4 separate regions of the Homo sapiens genome follow, and all the other regions are linked to region 3. Evidence: chromatin contacts called from ENCODE Hi-C or POLR2A ChIA-PET data. All regions are on one chromosome and are shown on one strand. The core of a region is the stretch at or near the end of the contact, and the rest is flanking DNA. Distances in the headings are between cores, read along the strand shown.

Region 1 (3,219 bases), core at 389-2,888, 330 kb after region 3:
GGGGCTGGAAGGGGTGGAGGCTGTGAAGAGAAGGGAGATGATAAAAATAAACGAGAATGACTGTCTTCTGAGCACTTGCCGTGTGCCAAGCAGGGTGCTGAGGGTTTCAAGGCCCTCCTGGCAGGGGGTCCTCACGTGAGTCCTGGGGGCGGAGTATAATGAATGTTGTTCTCCAGAGGATAAAGCAGGGTCAGAGAGGTGAAGAGACATGCCCGAGGCCACACAGCTGGTCAATGTCCACACCCCATTTGGGATCCAGGGTTAATTCACTCCAAAGCTCTTCTGGGAGTCCAGGTTTCAGAGATGGAGAAATTTCAGGGATCATGTGGATCAGGCCCTGGGGCTGGTGACTGACGTGGAGGGAAAGGCCCCAGAGTGGATGAGACCAGAGGCTGGGCTGGGTGGCAGTTCTGAGCCCCCAGCAGCAGATTTGCTCAGGGTGGCTGCTCCTCATGCTTGGTGAGAAAGAGCTTCCTCTCAGCTGCAGAGCCCGGGCTGGGCAGCAGGGGGCAGGAAGAGGCAGCCCTGGTGGGTCCCTTCACACTCAGCGTGCCTGTCCAGTACTGCTGGCTTTTAGAGATAGGAAGGAGCCTGGAGGTGGGGGAGAGGAGCACCTAATAGTCTGGGGATAGCATGGGGTGAGCCCATCCTCAAAGGCTCTTCCAGTCCCACCTGCTCATGCAGAGGCTGCTGGGCCTTTCCCTTCTGTGCCCATGTCTGCCCCTCCCTGACACCCCATTGTGGGAGAGGGCCCTGATGAGCTCATGTCTGTGCAGGAGGGCCAGGCTTTGGAGAATGGAAGCCACCAGGGCTGGTAGTGCTTCCAAGGCCTAGCCCAGACACATAAATCAGGGCAGCTGAGAGCCTGGTGGGGCCAGGGTCAAGGTAGCCTGGCCTCCTCGAGCACCTGCTGTTCTCCTGGCCTCAGGGCCAGCAGGAGAAAGGTCTGTTGGATGTGGGCACTTGTCCTAGGCCCCTTGGGTCTCAGAGGAGTGGCATTCTGACCTGTGCCTCCAGGTCACAGTCCAGTGCTGCTTGGGGAGCATGAACTGTATCTCAGAGATAGGCTCGGGGCCAGGGTTGCAGCAGCTCAGCTTGGATGTTTTTTCAGCCCCTAGGAGTCAGTACAATGGAGGAGCAAATGCAGCTGTGTGCTCTTGGACAAGGCACTTCCCCTGTCTAGCCCTCAGTTTCCTCATCTGTAAACAGAGATGATGGTTCTTCTTTCCAGTGAGAGGACTAAAGGAGAGGGTTATGGGCCGCACTTGGCACAGAAGCATTCCCAGAGCTCTTTCATATGGGCAGCCATGCCCCTTAAATCTCCCCCACATCTGGCTGAGGCAAGAGGTGGAAAAGATGACTGTGAGGTCAGGGCCTAGTCCTGTGTAGCCTTCTGAACCTCAGTTTCCTTGTCTGTGAAATAGTGGTGGTGGGGCAGAGGGCAGAATGTGATCCTGAGAGAGCATCATGCAGTTGGTTCCAGGCCCTCAGGCGGAGGGCAAGGAAGGCTGCCTTCACTGTGCCACTGTAACAGAACCTAGCTGGCCTTTGCTGAGCCCCTGCCACCACCTCCGTGTTCCAGGTGAGGAGCCGGAAGAGGAACCGAAAGTGAAAACCCAGTGGCCGAGGTCTGCAGATGAGCCTGGGCTATACATGGCGCAGACAGGTAACTCGGGCCCGCCTCCCTTCCTCTGCGGCGGGGGCCCGACTGTGTGCGTCTGGTGGTGTGTGTGCTTGGTGTGTGCCTGTCTGTCTCTGTCCTGCAGTTCAGTCGCGTCTGTGCCACATGAAGCTTGTGGGAAGGGCTGGGTGGCCTCCTGAAGAGCCTGTTACTTGGGGTCAGGGTAGGAGGAGCCCTCTGATGCCTGCCCCCACCTTACTGCCACTCCCCCTATCCCTATGAGACTGAGTGCTTGGGAGGTGCCCCCTGCCGCCGACGCTGTCCCTCTCTCGTAGGCGACCCGGCGGCTGAGGAGTGGTCCCCGTGGAGCGTGTGTTCCCTGACGTGTGGGCAGGGTCTGCAGGTGCGGACCCGCTCCTGTGTGTCCTCCCCCTATGGGACCCTGTGCAGCGGGCCCCTGCGGGAGACCAGGCCCTGCAACAATTCAGCCACCTGCCCAGGTAGGCCCATCCTCCTCCCCACCCCACCTGCCTGCAGGGTTAGGTCCTGCCTGGGACTTGGGCAGATTAATCTCCAAAATGGTTGGTTGCCTCCTCCTTTCATTCAACAAATGTGGCTGTTCCCCACACCATGCCCAACTCTGCGTACCATGCCAGCCCGGTGCAGGGCACTGGGGGCACAGATGGATCAGACCAGGGCCCATGCTACTGGGCCCGGTTCTGGGCACATCATTCCCCCAGTGCCTGCATCCTGGTAACCAAGGCTCGTGTTTTTACCCACTCCGCTCTGGCCATATCAGTAGCTTGCGCACTTTCCCACCTCCCTGCATTTGCTGATTCTTGTCCTATCCTTTCTCCCTGACCTTGGCTATTCAAATTCAGCCTGTCTTTCAAGATCTAAGACAAACGCCACTTCCCTGACCTTCCCCTCCTTCCTTTGGACACCCCCTCTCAAGGGAGCCTCCCCTAAGCCTCCCTCAGTTGAGTGTGTAGTTGTTAAGGAAATGCATGTGCTTGCTTGAGACGGCAAGGGCAGGGTAGCCTCAGCCAGTCCTGCTCCTTGCTCCCTGAGTGGGTGAAGTGAGGCCTAGGCCATGCCAGTGGTGCTGTGGATTTAGAGCAGGGCCTACCTGGGAAGGGCTCTTGGTACCTGGGGGTATGGCAGGAGTTTGCAAAGGCCTGGGGCAAAGCTGTGTTCCAGCGTGTGAGCTCGGTGTGTCGGTGTCCATGTAGAGGTTCATGTTTATTTGTGTGTCTGTGCGCTTGGGGCTGGGAAGGGCGCTTCTCTTGCCCCCGGACTGCTGTGTTGTATTCAGGCTCTGGGTCTAGGGGTGGGTGGGATGGGGAGGGGTGGAATGGCGTGGGTCCTGGGTCCTTTCCTGAATTTTCCTGTGCCCTCAGGAGAGGAGGACCCCTGGTTCCCCTCCTGTTGGTCCTGGCCCCCTTGTCCAGGCGTCCACAGGGGCTGTCCTATGTGAATTAGGACCGGAAGCCTGTGTCTTGCACATCCCTTCAAAGGGTCGCGCCTTGGTGGGGCCCTGGGAGATCCCCCTGGCAACAGATCCCGGGGCAGAGCCAATGAGGAGCAGCCGCAGAGCT
Region 2 (3,507 bases), core at 607-3,106, 370 kb after region 3:
GTGGGAAGGCATCTGGCTCTCCCTTCTCAGGTTCCTCCATCCCTGGCCCAGCCACCTGCCCTGTCTGGGGCACGGGTGGGAGCTGTCAGGATGGCATGGTGGTTAAGAGCACGTGCTGAGTCTAGGCTGGCTGGACATGAGTTCTGCTCCACCACTGACTAGCTGTGGGATCCCGGGCAAGTTGTGTTTTTCCTGTGCTGCAGGTTTGGGAATAAAAATGGAATTCTGCCTTAAGGCGTTGTTGTAAAGATCGAAGGAGTTAGCATATGTGAAGTTCTCAGCACAGAGCCTGACCTATATGCGCTTCCCACCTCTCCCGAGTGCCCACTGCTGGGGCAGCACCCTCTGGTAGGGCAGGCGGGGCCTGTGCCCACCCACCCCGCAGGCCAGAGTGCTCAGAAGGCCCCACCCCCTCCGCTTCCCGCCTGCTGAGCTCAGCACTTCCCAGGCCCCACCACTGCCACAGCCACATCTGGGGCCAGCTCCTCACTGGGACCACAGTGGGGCGCCTCTGTGGCGTGGTTGGGGTTTCCGCTGACTCAGCGCCTCTGGGTCTGGAGGCGGGAAATCCCAGGCCTGCCCCTACAACCTCCCCCTACCCCGGGTTAGCCGAGGCCACAGGGCTAGGCGCGTTGCTTCCACAGAGCCCCCAGAGCCCCCCTCAACTGGGGACGCTCAGTTTCTCCCTCTTCAGCCCAGCATCTCATGGCCTCTTGAACCTACTTTGTGGATCCTCAGCCTTGGTGCCAATAAATTTGCTTTCGGTCTACAGCGGGAGGAGACCCTTGGTGGGGATTCCACCTTGGTCAACGGCCCTGCCTCTGGGCAGAACTCGGAACATTACCGGCTCCTTCCTCCTCAGAGCTCCAATCTTTCAGCCCAGCTCAATTCCTCTTGCGTCCTTGGACCGTGAATATAAAGCAGGTCCCTCCCCAGTGCTGGTGTAAAGGCTTGAAATCCAGTCCCGTCCCCTGCCAGGGATCACAGTAATAACGATAATAGCAGCAAATATTTACTGAGCTCCTCTCATGTGCCAGACCGTGTGCTAAGCGCTTACAGCCTTTGGCCCATTTCCTGCTTACAGCAAAGGTCTATGAGGCATATACTCTCACGATCCCATCTTCCAGATGAGAAAACGGAGTATGGTTACACAGCACATTTGGAACCGCAAAGCCAGAGCAGGGGCCAGGGATTTGAGCCCTTCCAACCTCATGGAGTAAGGAGGAATAAGGGGACTCCCTCAGTCTCACTTCTCTGGGAGTCAGGCCAGAGCAGAGGGGGTTAATTTAGCACGGAGGAGGGAGGGGGTTCCCACCCTCCTCCTCCCAGTACAGACAGACCTAGGGACAGACTGACTGGGAATGTTAGGCAGAGGAATTGGAAAAAGCTGACCACCGAGGCTTGGGCGGCAGCCACATCATGGGTGCCACGCACTTGGGAGGAGGGTCTCTACCCTGCTCCCTCCACCCCTGTCCCCTCCCCGCCCCCCCACCCCGCAGCCTTCTGGGGGCCCAGCCAGGGACATGGAAAGGGGGAGCTCTTCAAACTCCAGGCCTGACTCTTAAAGGGCCCGCAGGAGCCCCCTTCCAGGGCAGCTCTGGGCACGTAGGGTCCCGCCTAGCTCGAGGATCGCTCACCTGGCGGTGAGGCAGGAGGGGCGGGCCTGGGAGCTCGGCCAGACCCGGGGCGGGGCTGTGCACCCCGCAGTCTAGCCGCCTCTGGTGCCGCTGGAGCCCCCTCTAGGCCCTCCTCCTCCTCCTCCCTGGCGGGCCGGTCCAGCTGTGTTCCATTAGTGTCCCTGGCAGGCCCCCAGCCCCCTGGAACCGCCTCTCTTCCCCCACCCGGAGTGGCCGGCAGTCCCCGGCAGGCGTGCGCCGGGCAGCAGACAGCCGGGAGAGCTCGAGCGCCAGGAAGCTGGGGACCCGTGACCGTCACGGAGAGATAGAGAACCCCTAGCGGACCTGAGGAACCTGGGCTCTGCTTCCTCCGCCTGCTGCCTGGACTGCTCAGTGAGGTGGGGGGATCCCCGGCCACCGGTAAGTAGGGATACAGTGGGCGGCCTCAGGGCTCTGGGCTGAGAGGCCCTTTCTGCCAGACTTGCTGTGTGACCTGAGGAAAGTGGCATTCCCTCTCTGGGCCTTGGTCGTCTTCTCTAGAGCGAGATGAGCTCTAAACTCCATCCTGGTTCTGACTCCCTGCGCCCAAATCTATGCCTCTGTGTTGGGGTGAGCCGTCTCCTTGGAAGCTTCTCTGGCTCTGTCCTTGCAGCCCTGCACTCTGGCTGGAGCCTGAGGAGTGGCGACCAGAGACTAGGAGCCGGAAGGGGACAGGATCACATCCATCCTCACGCCTCCACATGCACCCACATGGCGCCACAGCTGGCAGCCCTTCTATTGGCTGGCAGGAGGAAGACCAGGATAGGGTTTGAGAGCTGGGATGTGTATATCACTAGGATGGGGGATGAATAGGCAGGCTGGGGGCACAGTTCTGTCCCAGGGAGAAGGGGGCTGGAGTCCTATCTCCAAATATATTGGGGTAAGGGGTCCTTTCTGTTTTCATTTCCTATCCATGATTGAGGGAAGGAAAATTGGATTTCATTAGAGTTGGAAGGAATGCAGTCAGACTTGCATTAGAACTTCCCAACAGGAAGACCTACAGGAGGAGTGGTCATAGGCTGGCTGTGCGCATGTGGGTATATGCAAGCTGGTGTGTCTGGGTATATCAGCGAGCATATGTTTCCGTGAGCATGCCTGTGTGCAGATAGCTTTGTATGCACACTGGTACCACATATGTGTCCTTATGTACATGTACCTGCGCATCTGCATGTGCTGTGCTGACACATGCATGGCTCTGTGTTTGTGCACGTGAGCTGCCTGTCCTGGGGGAGGCCAGACGATGTATGGCTCTGCTGGCCACTTGCTGAGCCTGCATCGATTTATCTGGGCCCATCCATCAGGGTTTAATAAAACTAAAAGACAAGCATCCATCAGCTGGGGGCGGGGGTGGCTGGCAATGAGGTCCTGAGCCCTAGAGACCTGCTCTCCTGCCCACTATACCTATGGGGAAAGCTTCCTTGGCCCCCACACAGCCCTATGGAAGGCTGTGGCCCACAATCTCAGCCCAGTCACCAGCCCCTGACCCTGTGGGTGCCTGGGAGGGCTTCCTGGGCTGAGCTGGGTGCGCTAGTAAGGTATCAGGCTGGTATATATACCAGGACAGTGCACAAGATGCTAGACTTGAAATACTTCCACGTGTCTTGAAGAATAGCCTCTTCTTTAAGCCCTCATCACTATTCCAACTTCTCTGGCCTTCTAAGACCTTCTAGACCTCTCCCAATCCAGCAAGTATCCACTGGCACAGCCAGATGCTGCCTGGACACTATTTCAGTGCAGTAGGCAGCTTTCTGCTTTGCCTGAAAGCTGGTATCCGTGCCATACCGGTGGTTAAATATTTTGAATATCGCCTCTGCTCAAATCCTAGCCCAAGGGCTGTGGTTGGGCCTCTGAG
Region 3 (3,436 bases), core at 638-3,137:
TCTGGCCCCTTCTTACATCTTCAGCTTCATCCCCTATCATTCTCTACCTCACACCCACCCTCTACCACCCGCCCCATGCTCTAAACATCTTGATCTTTCTTTCCTCAGCAAGCCAAGCTCATTGCTACCTCTAGCACTTATAATATCCTATCTGGAAAGCCTTTCCCGGACTGCCATTTCTGAAGTTTTGAAGTAACTCCCCATCACTCTCTCTCCAATTTCTATTCTTTTTTTCCACCAGAATTCACTCTCTGAAATTATCTTACTCATTTGTTAATATGCTTATTGCTTGTCTGTCCTATTACAATGAAAGGTCAATGAGGTCAGTTACCTTATCTTTTTCACTGCTATATCCCCTACCTCAGTGCCCAGCAAGTATATGTTGATGAGTGAATGAACCCAGCAAGGTAGGTTTTTCACACATTAGGAAACTCAGCTTACACTATGTCACAGTATCGTGGCTGGGTCGTGTGCTCTCAACTCTGGTACACATTGGGCCCCATTCAGACATAAGTTTCTGGAGGCCTATAACTCTGGGTAACTTTGGGACAGCTTTTTCATCCAGGGCCCCATGATTCAGCTCAAAGGGCATTCTGGGATCTCATGGGCAGGACCCAGGGCCTAAATAAAGGGTCAAGGATATGGCTGGGAGAATCCTGTGGCTGTGGACTGAAAAATTGGACCTACTAGGCTGAGCAGTCTAGCCCAAGCTCCCACGCACCACTTCGCACAAAAGTTCTGCACAAAGCTCCTAAGCACCTAAAAAAGTCACAACCTGACTGGGTGTGGTGGCTCACGACTGTAATCTCAGCAATTTGTGAGGCCGAGGCGGGAGGATCGCTTGAGACCAGGAGTTGGAGACCAGCCTGGGCAACATGGCGAAACCCGGTCTCTATTAAAAAATATATATACATACATATACATATTTTTAAAAAGTTATAACCTGTTCATACCTCTTCACAGTAACACAGCAGCCTCCATTCACATACACCCCACGCCGTAGCATCTCAGCTCGGAAGCGTTTCCCACACTTCGGAGCCAATTTTGGGCTTGGATGTATGCCCAAAATTATAAACCTCCACAAGTCTCTAAAAAGTACCTGGCGAAGAGCTCTGCCCTCCATAAACCCCCAGACCAGAAGCTCTGTTCATACGCTGTTATACTTGGCTTAGAAAATCCCACACAAACACCCTTAGTCCAGTCCAGAAGCTCTGCCCACACCCACTCTCCTCTCTTTAGAAGCTCTGCACCCACATAAAGCCCCTCAGCCCAGAAGCTCCGCCTACACACAACTGTCAGCCCAGAAACCCCGCCCACAAGCCAATAAAAGCCCTCTCAGCCCAGAAGCCCCACTCCAGAATGGGCTCCCTCAGTCGGAAGTCTCCCCGCTCCACCGCCCCCAGTGTAACCCCTCCAACCCAGAAACGCCGACTGCACTAGCGCCCCCTGCCCAGAATCTCCACCCTTAGCGCTGAAGCCACGCCCACTGGTAAGTCCCGCCCCCCTTTCTAGCCCCGACGAGCTGGTCCTCACGAAAGCCCAAGCCCCCACAGGGCTTCGTCTTAGAAGCCCCGCCCACCGTCCAATGTCCCGCCCCCACAACAGAGGCCCCACCCCGCAAAACGACAGGAGGGGGCGGGATCCCGTCTGCGCTCGCATCCCCTCCCCCTCCCGTCACCGGGCTCCTGTCCGCGTGGAGCAGCAATTAGCAGCCTGGCCATCCTAACCCGTGCGCCCGCTCGTTGCCAGGCCGAGCCTGAGCCGCTCTGCTCACCCATCTCCTCCCCCCGGTGCTCTCCGCTTCGCCGCCGCAGCTCCTGCGGGCAATATGTCGGAGGCGACGGCGGCCGGGAGAGGACTAACCGCCGCAGCCCAGTCCCGGGTATCAGCCGCGCGCTCCCGCCGCGCCGCTACATTTGCATACAAGGCGGGCTGGAAGCTGGCGCGCGCTTCTTAAAGGGGCCGCCCGGACGGAGGCGGTGCCTGCGCGCTCTTTGTCTCTCGGTCCCCCACGCCCTTCCTGCAGCTGCTGGTGAAGAGACTCAAGAGGGAGGGGAACGGAACCCACCTCCTGCTCTTCCCGTGCGTGTCTTCTCTCAGCATCTCCTGGACCGGGGCGGCGGCGACCGGAGGAGGGTGCGGAGCCGCCTCTCCGCTCCCCTAGGGGTGGACCATATCCCTGACCGGTCCGCAGGCACCTCCAGCCCAGCCCCACGTTGCGCTTCATCCTTCTCTTAGGCCTCACTGCGCTTTAGTCCACCCCAGTCAAAATCCAGGAGTCATTTCCTCCCTCCCTCGGCCCCCACATCCGATCTTTGCCTTAGTCTTTGTGAGCCTAAGTCCTAAATATTTCTCACATTTGACGTTACTCACCGTTCTCATTGTCAACACCGTGGTTCAGATCCTGACTGCCATTTCCCAGCCTTGCAATCTTGTTTTTTTATGCTTTACGATGAGGCTGCTGATGGTCACCGTGTAGGTTTCGGTGAGGGTTAAATGAAATAGAGCATGCAGAACTGAGTCTGTTTTAGTATTAGCCATCACGATGTTTGGAGAAGCATTGACTAAATGAGCTACATTTATTGTCATTAGGATTCTTCCCTCACAAGACCTACAAGCAGTTTTAGTCATCTTGTAGCTCCATTGCTTAGCACAGTGCTTGGCACTTAATAGCAGTATTCAATTAATTGAATGAATTAGTAGATATTTCATTAATAGTCATAGAGCTTACAGTCAAGTGGGAGGAGATAGACATGAACAAAATTGGTAAATTCTGTAGTATGTTAGATGGGAATGGTGTGAAGGAAAAACAGGAAAGGGGGATGGGGTTGCAGTTTTAAATAGGGCAGGCAGAGCAGGCTTCAGAGTTGACTTGAGTAAACACATGAAGGAAATGAGTGAGTCAGTGGTGCAGATTTCTGGAGAAAGGGGGCATTTCAGGCAGAGGGAATAGTTAGTGCAAGGTCCCTCAGGCAGGAGGGTGTATTTATTTTATTATTTTGTTTTTTGAGGGGATGGAGTCTCTGTTGCCCAGGCTGGAGAGCAGTGGCTCGATCTCGGCTCACTGCAACCTCCACCTGCTGGGTGCAAGCGATTCTCCTGCCTCAGCCTCCCAACAAGCTGAAATTACAGGCGTGCACCACCATGCCCGGCTAATTTTTGTTTTTGTTTTGTTTTGTTTTTTTGAGACTGGAGTCTCCCTTTCTGTTGCCCAGGCTGGAGTGCAGTGGTACGATCTCGGCTCACTGCAACCTCCGCTTCCCGGGTTCAAGCGATTCTCCTGTCTCAGCCTCCCAAGTAGCTGGGATTACAGGCACCCGCCAGCATGCCCGGCTAATTTTTCCATTTTTAGGAGAGGCGGGGTTTCACCATGTTGGCCAGGCTGGTCTCAAACTCCTGACCTCAAATCATCCACCCACCTCGACCTCCCAAAATG
Region 4 (3,403 bases), core at 774-3,273, 410 kb after region 3:
GTGGTGGTCACGACCGAGGGGACCTGGGGCTTGGGGAGATGGCCCAGTGTGCAATGCTGGGGCAGGCTGGCACCTGCTAGATGGCAGCCCCAGAGGTTTTAGCTTTGGCCATCCTCTTACCCAGCGAGGGGAGAACAGAAATGTTGGGGGGCTATCCATCATGTCTGCCTTTCTTTGCAGGGTCCTCCAGGGCAACCAGGTTACCCAGGTGCCACGGGCCCCCCAGGACTGCCTGTGAGTAAGGGGACCCTTGCTGGGGAGTGGGTGCCAGGTACCAGAGGTTTGGGCTGGTGGTCAGGACACAGCCAGGCTGGGCAACCCTCGGCGGGCTCCCCATTACCGGGCATTTCAGCCTCCTCCTTTGCCTAAAGTCCATGCAGCCCCCTCTCCCCACTGTAGGCCCCCTTGGCAGTGTGGATTGGTCCCACCACTCTGCTCAGGCCTGACTCTCAGAGCACTCTGCCAGGCCCAGACACAGCAAGAACTGAGATCTGCCTCCTGGGGGTGAGGGGTTTGGGAGATTGGAGAGACAGCTTAGAGGTGCCACCCCCACAGAAGCTGCTGGGTGGGTGTGTCCTCCTTTCCACTGGGGGCTTGGGGGGCACGGTGGCAGATGGGAGGCACGGCAGCTTTGGAGCACCCAGCGGTCCTCCCAGTGCCATTCCCCCAGAGCCAGTCTGGGTGCCAGCTGCAGTCTCCGCTCCTCGCATTAGTGCCGTGACGGACTAATTCTGTGGGGCTAATTCCACTGTCTCTTTGCCACTTGTCAGGGCATCAAGGGGGAGCGTGGCTACACCGGGTCAGCGGGAGAGAAAGGAGAGCCGGTGAGTCCCAGCGGCGTGGGGCTGGATGCAGGGCTGCACGTGGAGCCACACAGTCTCGGGCTGGAGACTTGGCAGCAGCCTGTGAAGGGGAGGATCGTGACCCCTGCTGCCCCCCTGCCCCCAAGCCTGCAGCACAGGCTGGGTGCTGTGGAGGTGGAGGCTGTGAGGAGAATCCCCGCAGGGCTGCCAAGGGGAGGGTGCCAGGAGGCAGCCGCAGAAGCACTCCTCCGCCTCCTACAAAGGAGGACCTGGGATTATAGACCCCCAGTGGACCCCAGCTCCCCAGAGCCACCCTCCAGAGCCAAGGCCTGCCAGGCCCCACGTTGAGCACAGGAGTTGGGCTGTGACCAGATGAGGACACTGGGGCCCCCAGAGTGACAAAGCTGAGACTCACCCAGGCTCCTGAAGCTAGTGAGTGAGGTAGTGGTGGAACCTGGGCTTGAACACACATCTATCTGGTGACAAACCTCACAAACCTCAGATCTAGGATCAGCCAAACTGGGACTGCAGCCTTACAGATTCACCAGTTTCAGTGAGGCCCCAGTGGGATTCAGCAAACTCCATCAGGCATTTACTCAGTAATAGATATTTCTCAGGGGCCTGTGGGGTGCCAGGCTCCCCTCTGAGGATGTCTCCATGAACAGAGCGCAGTTGCCCTCTTGCCCTGCCGTGGGGGAGGGAGCTGCCAGATGAATAAACAAGTGCCTAGGAACGATGAGGACTGGGACTCATGGAGGAAATGGGACAGGGGAAGGGGCTGGAGAGGTGTTTGGGCACCATCGAAGCGGAGGGGCAGGAAGGCCTCTCTGAGCAGGTGGCATATGAGCTGAGAGCTGACTAGCAGGAGGGAGGGATCCCTGTGGCTGTCTGTACTGGGGAATTCCAGAGGGAGAGGCTGGGTGGGGCACTGCAGGAACAGCTTCCAGCCATCAGATGATTTGGCAAGGGTTCAGGGGACCTAGGAAGGGGGGAAGGGGGCATTCTAGGTAGAAGAGAAAGCTGTGCTAAGGGTGCAAAGGCCTGGGGGTGTGAGGGTATAGAGTGTGTCAGAGAACAGCAGTCTGACTGAGCAAGGCGGAAGATGAGAAGGAGAGAGGGAGGAGAAGTGGGAAGGGGTGGCTGGTGCCAGATCACAGGCTGCCTCAAAGACCAGCGTTGGTGGAAAGTGTGCGCCCCACTCAGAGGCAGAGGGAGCCGCATAAGGTGTTTGAGCAAGAGAGTGACATAATCAGAGCTATGCTGGAGGAGAAGAGGGCAGCCATTTGCTGGCTGGCTTGCAGTGAGCCAGGAGGTGGCAGGACGAGTTAGGAGGCTGGTTCAGTAGCTCGGGCAAGAGCAGGGAAGCCTGAGCAGATCAGGCAGAGGGGGCCTGCCAGCCCAGGGGCCTCCCAGCACATGCCACCTCTGTTCTGGGCAGTCCCCTGTCACATCCCCCTACCTCATCCTTCACCTCCCCAGGAGGAGTGACTGATTCTGTTCCTTTGTATCCTTAGGGCCCCCCAGGATCTGAAGGCCTCCCAGGCCCCCCAGGCCCAGCGGTGAGTGAAGGAGGGCATGGGGAGATGTGGTCCTGGTCTTGTCCTGGGGTCTGAGGGCAGGAAGATTAGGTTTCGGCTGCATTGTTCTCTGTGGGTGACAGGGTCCCAGAGGAGAGCGAGGACCCCAAGGTAACTCCGGTGAGAAGGGCGACCAGGTGAGTGACGACTGGGACCTGGCTGCAGGGAGGCAGGGAAGGAGCTGGGTCCCTGGTGATCACCAGCTCTAGTCTCCCCACCCTACCTGTCCTTGGGTTGTGACCTACCTCATGCCCAGAGCCTCACCTGCCAGCCATGGTGGGCAGAGGGGAGGGCAAAGCCCATGGGTTTGAGGGTGCCCCCCCCGTCACTCTTTCCACCTGGGCAGCCAGGCAGGAGAGAGGGGGTGGCACAGCACACTGCCCCTTGCTTCTCACCCTAGGGATTTCAAGGCCAGCCAGGCTTTCCGGGCCCACCGGTGAGTGAAGAAGACACAAAGCCAGCTCTGTCTGATGTGGTCTCATCGGGAGGGGCAGGCCTGACCAGGCCAGGCTGGGGTAGGATGGTCCTGGGGAGAAGAGGGGAGAGGCAGGGGAGAACGGCCTGGGTGGCCAGGCCTGATTCCAGGAACCAGGACCTGGAGAGCCCAGCCTCTTGTGTGGGCCCCAGCCCAGCAGGCCAGGCAGACGTAATGCTCCCAAGTGGTGCTTCTAGGAAGTCAAAATGAATTGCATTAACAACAGTGCATCATGCACAGGAAGAATAAAGAAGGGGAGCTCCCCCTCCAGCCCCACTTTCATTCCTGCCTGCCCCTTTGTTGATACAGGGTCCCCCTGGATTCCCAGGCAAAGTTGGATCACCTGGCCCACCTGGCCCTCAAGCAGAGAAGGTGAGCAGGACCCTGGGTTGGCAAAGTCACAGATCTGAGCCATGCAGCTCCCATGCCCCTGTCCCACCCCTAGCATCAGGCTTTCAGGAAATTCCAAGACTGACCCAGTTGCACTGAGGCTGGGAAAAGAGGCCTCCAGGATGGGCCCAGTGACTACTGGAGGCCGACAGGGCTTG

Evidence for each region. A loop is a pair of places that touch in the nucleus more often than their neighbours do. ChIA-PET counts read pairs that join two places held with the same protein, here RNA polymerase II (POLR2A). Pooled maps may share reads with other maps.
Region 1: a loop to region 3 is called in a pooled map, with 2.4 times the contacts of the local background. The contact joins the enhancer-like site here to the promoter of TMEM39B in region 3. A Hi-C loop is called at or near these places in 2 of 50 pooled maps. POLR2A ChIA-PET finds 5 or more read pairs at or near these places in 4 of 52 experiments (A673, BJ, MCF 10A and 1 more).
Region 2: a loop to region 3 is called in a pooled map, with 2.8 times the contacts of the local background. The contact joins the promoter of COL16A1 here to the promoter of TMEM39B in region 3. A Hi-C loop is called at or near these places in 3 of 168 maps with a recorded cell type or tissue (CD8-positive, alpha-beta T cell, ascending aorta and naive thymus-derived CD4-positive, alpha-beta T cell), 1 of 37 single-sample maps with no recorded cell type and 14 of 50 pooled maps. POLR2A ChIA-PET finds 5 or more read pairs at or near these places in 3 of 52 experiments (K562 and WTC11).
Region 4: a map of prostate gland shows a loop between it and region 3 (5-fold over the local background). The contact joins the enhancer-like site here to the promoter of TMEM39B in region 3. A Hi-C loop is called at or near these places in 23 of 168 maps with a recorded cell type or tissue (B cell, CD14-positive monocyte, CD4-positive, alpha-beta T cell and 14 more), 8 of 37 single-sample maps with no recorded cell type and 31 of 50 pooled maps. POLR2A ChIA-PET finds 5 or more read pairs at or near these places in 2 of 52 experiments (A673 and B cell).

Annotation. Positions count from the first base shown.
Region 1 is chr1:31,743,095-31,746,313 of GRCh38, reverse strand. ADGRB2 (adhesion G protein-coupled receptor B2) reads left to right here. Exons shown (of 33, transcript NM_001364857.2): 5 at 1,583-1,666; 6 at 1,957-2,121. Among named protein-coding and RNA genes, the nearest start is that of MIR4254, 14 kb to the left of the region's middle. RefSeq lists an enhancer at 1,496-1,545. Within about 2 kb of position 1,638, at least 3 of the 41 ENCODE cell types and tissues checked have a DNase peak (open chromatin) inside an H3K27ac peak, as active enhancers do.
Region 2 is chr1:31,702,366-31,705,872 of GRCh38, reverse strand. It overlaps COL16A1 (collagen type XVI alpha 1 chain), which reads left to right and starts at 1,856. Exons shown (of 71, transcript NM_001856.4): 1 at 1,856-2,036. RefSeq lists a silencer at 386-435.
Region 3 is chr1:32,071,390-32,074,825 of GRCh38, reverse strand. TMEM39B (transmembrane protein 39B) reads right to left here and starts at 1,887. Exons shown (of 9, transcript NM_018056.4): 1 at 1,775-1,887. The coding sequence starts at 1,778. RefSeq lists an enhancer at 1,883-2,488.
Region 4 is chr1:31,664,996-31,668,398 of GRCh38, reverse strand. It overlaps COL16A1 (collagen type XVI alpha 1 chain), which reads left to right. Exons shown (of 71, transcript NM_001856.4): 51 at 181-234; 52 at 771-824; 53 at 2,318-2,362; 54 at 2,464-2,517; 55 at 2,781-2,816; 56 at 3,165-3,227. Among named protein-coding and RNA genes, the nearest start is that of PEF1, 22 kb to the right of the region's middle. RefSeq lists enhancers at 442-979, 1,520-2,058, 2,059-2,598. Within about 2 kb of position 2,023, at least 8 of the 41 ENCODE cell types and tissues checked have a DNase peak (open chromatin) inside an H3K27ac peak, as active enhancers do.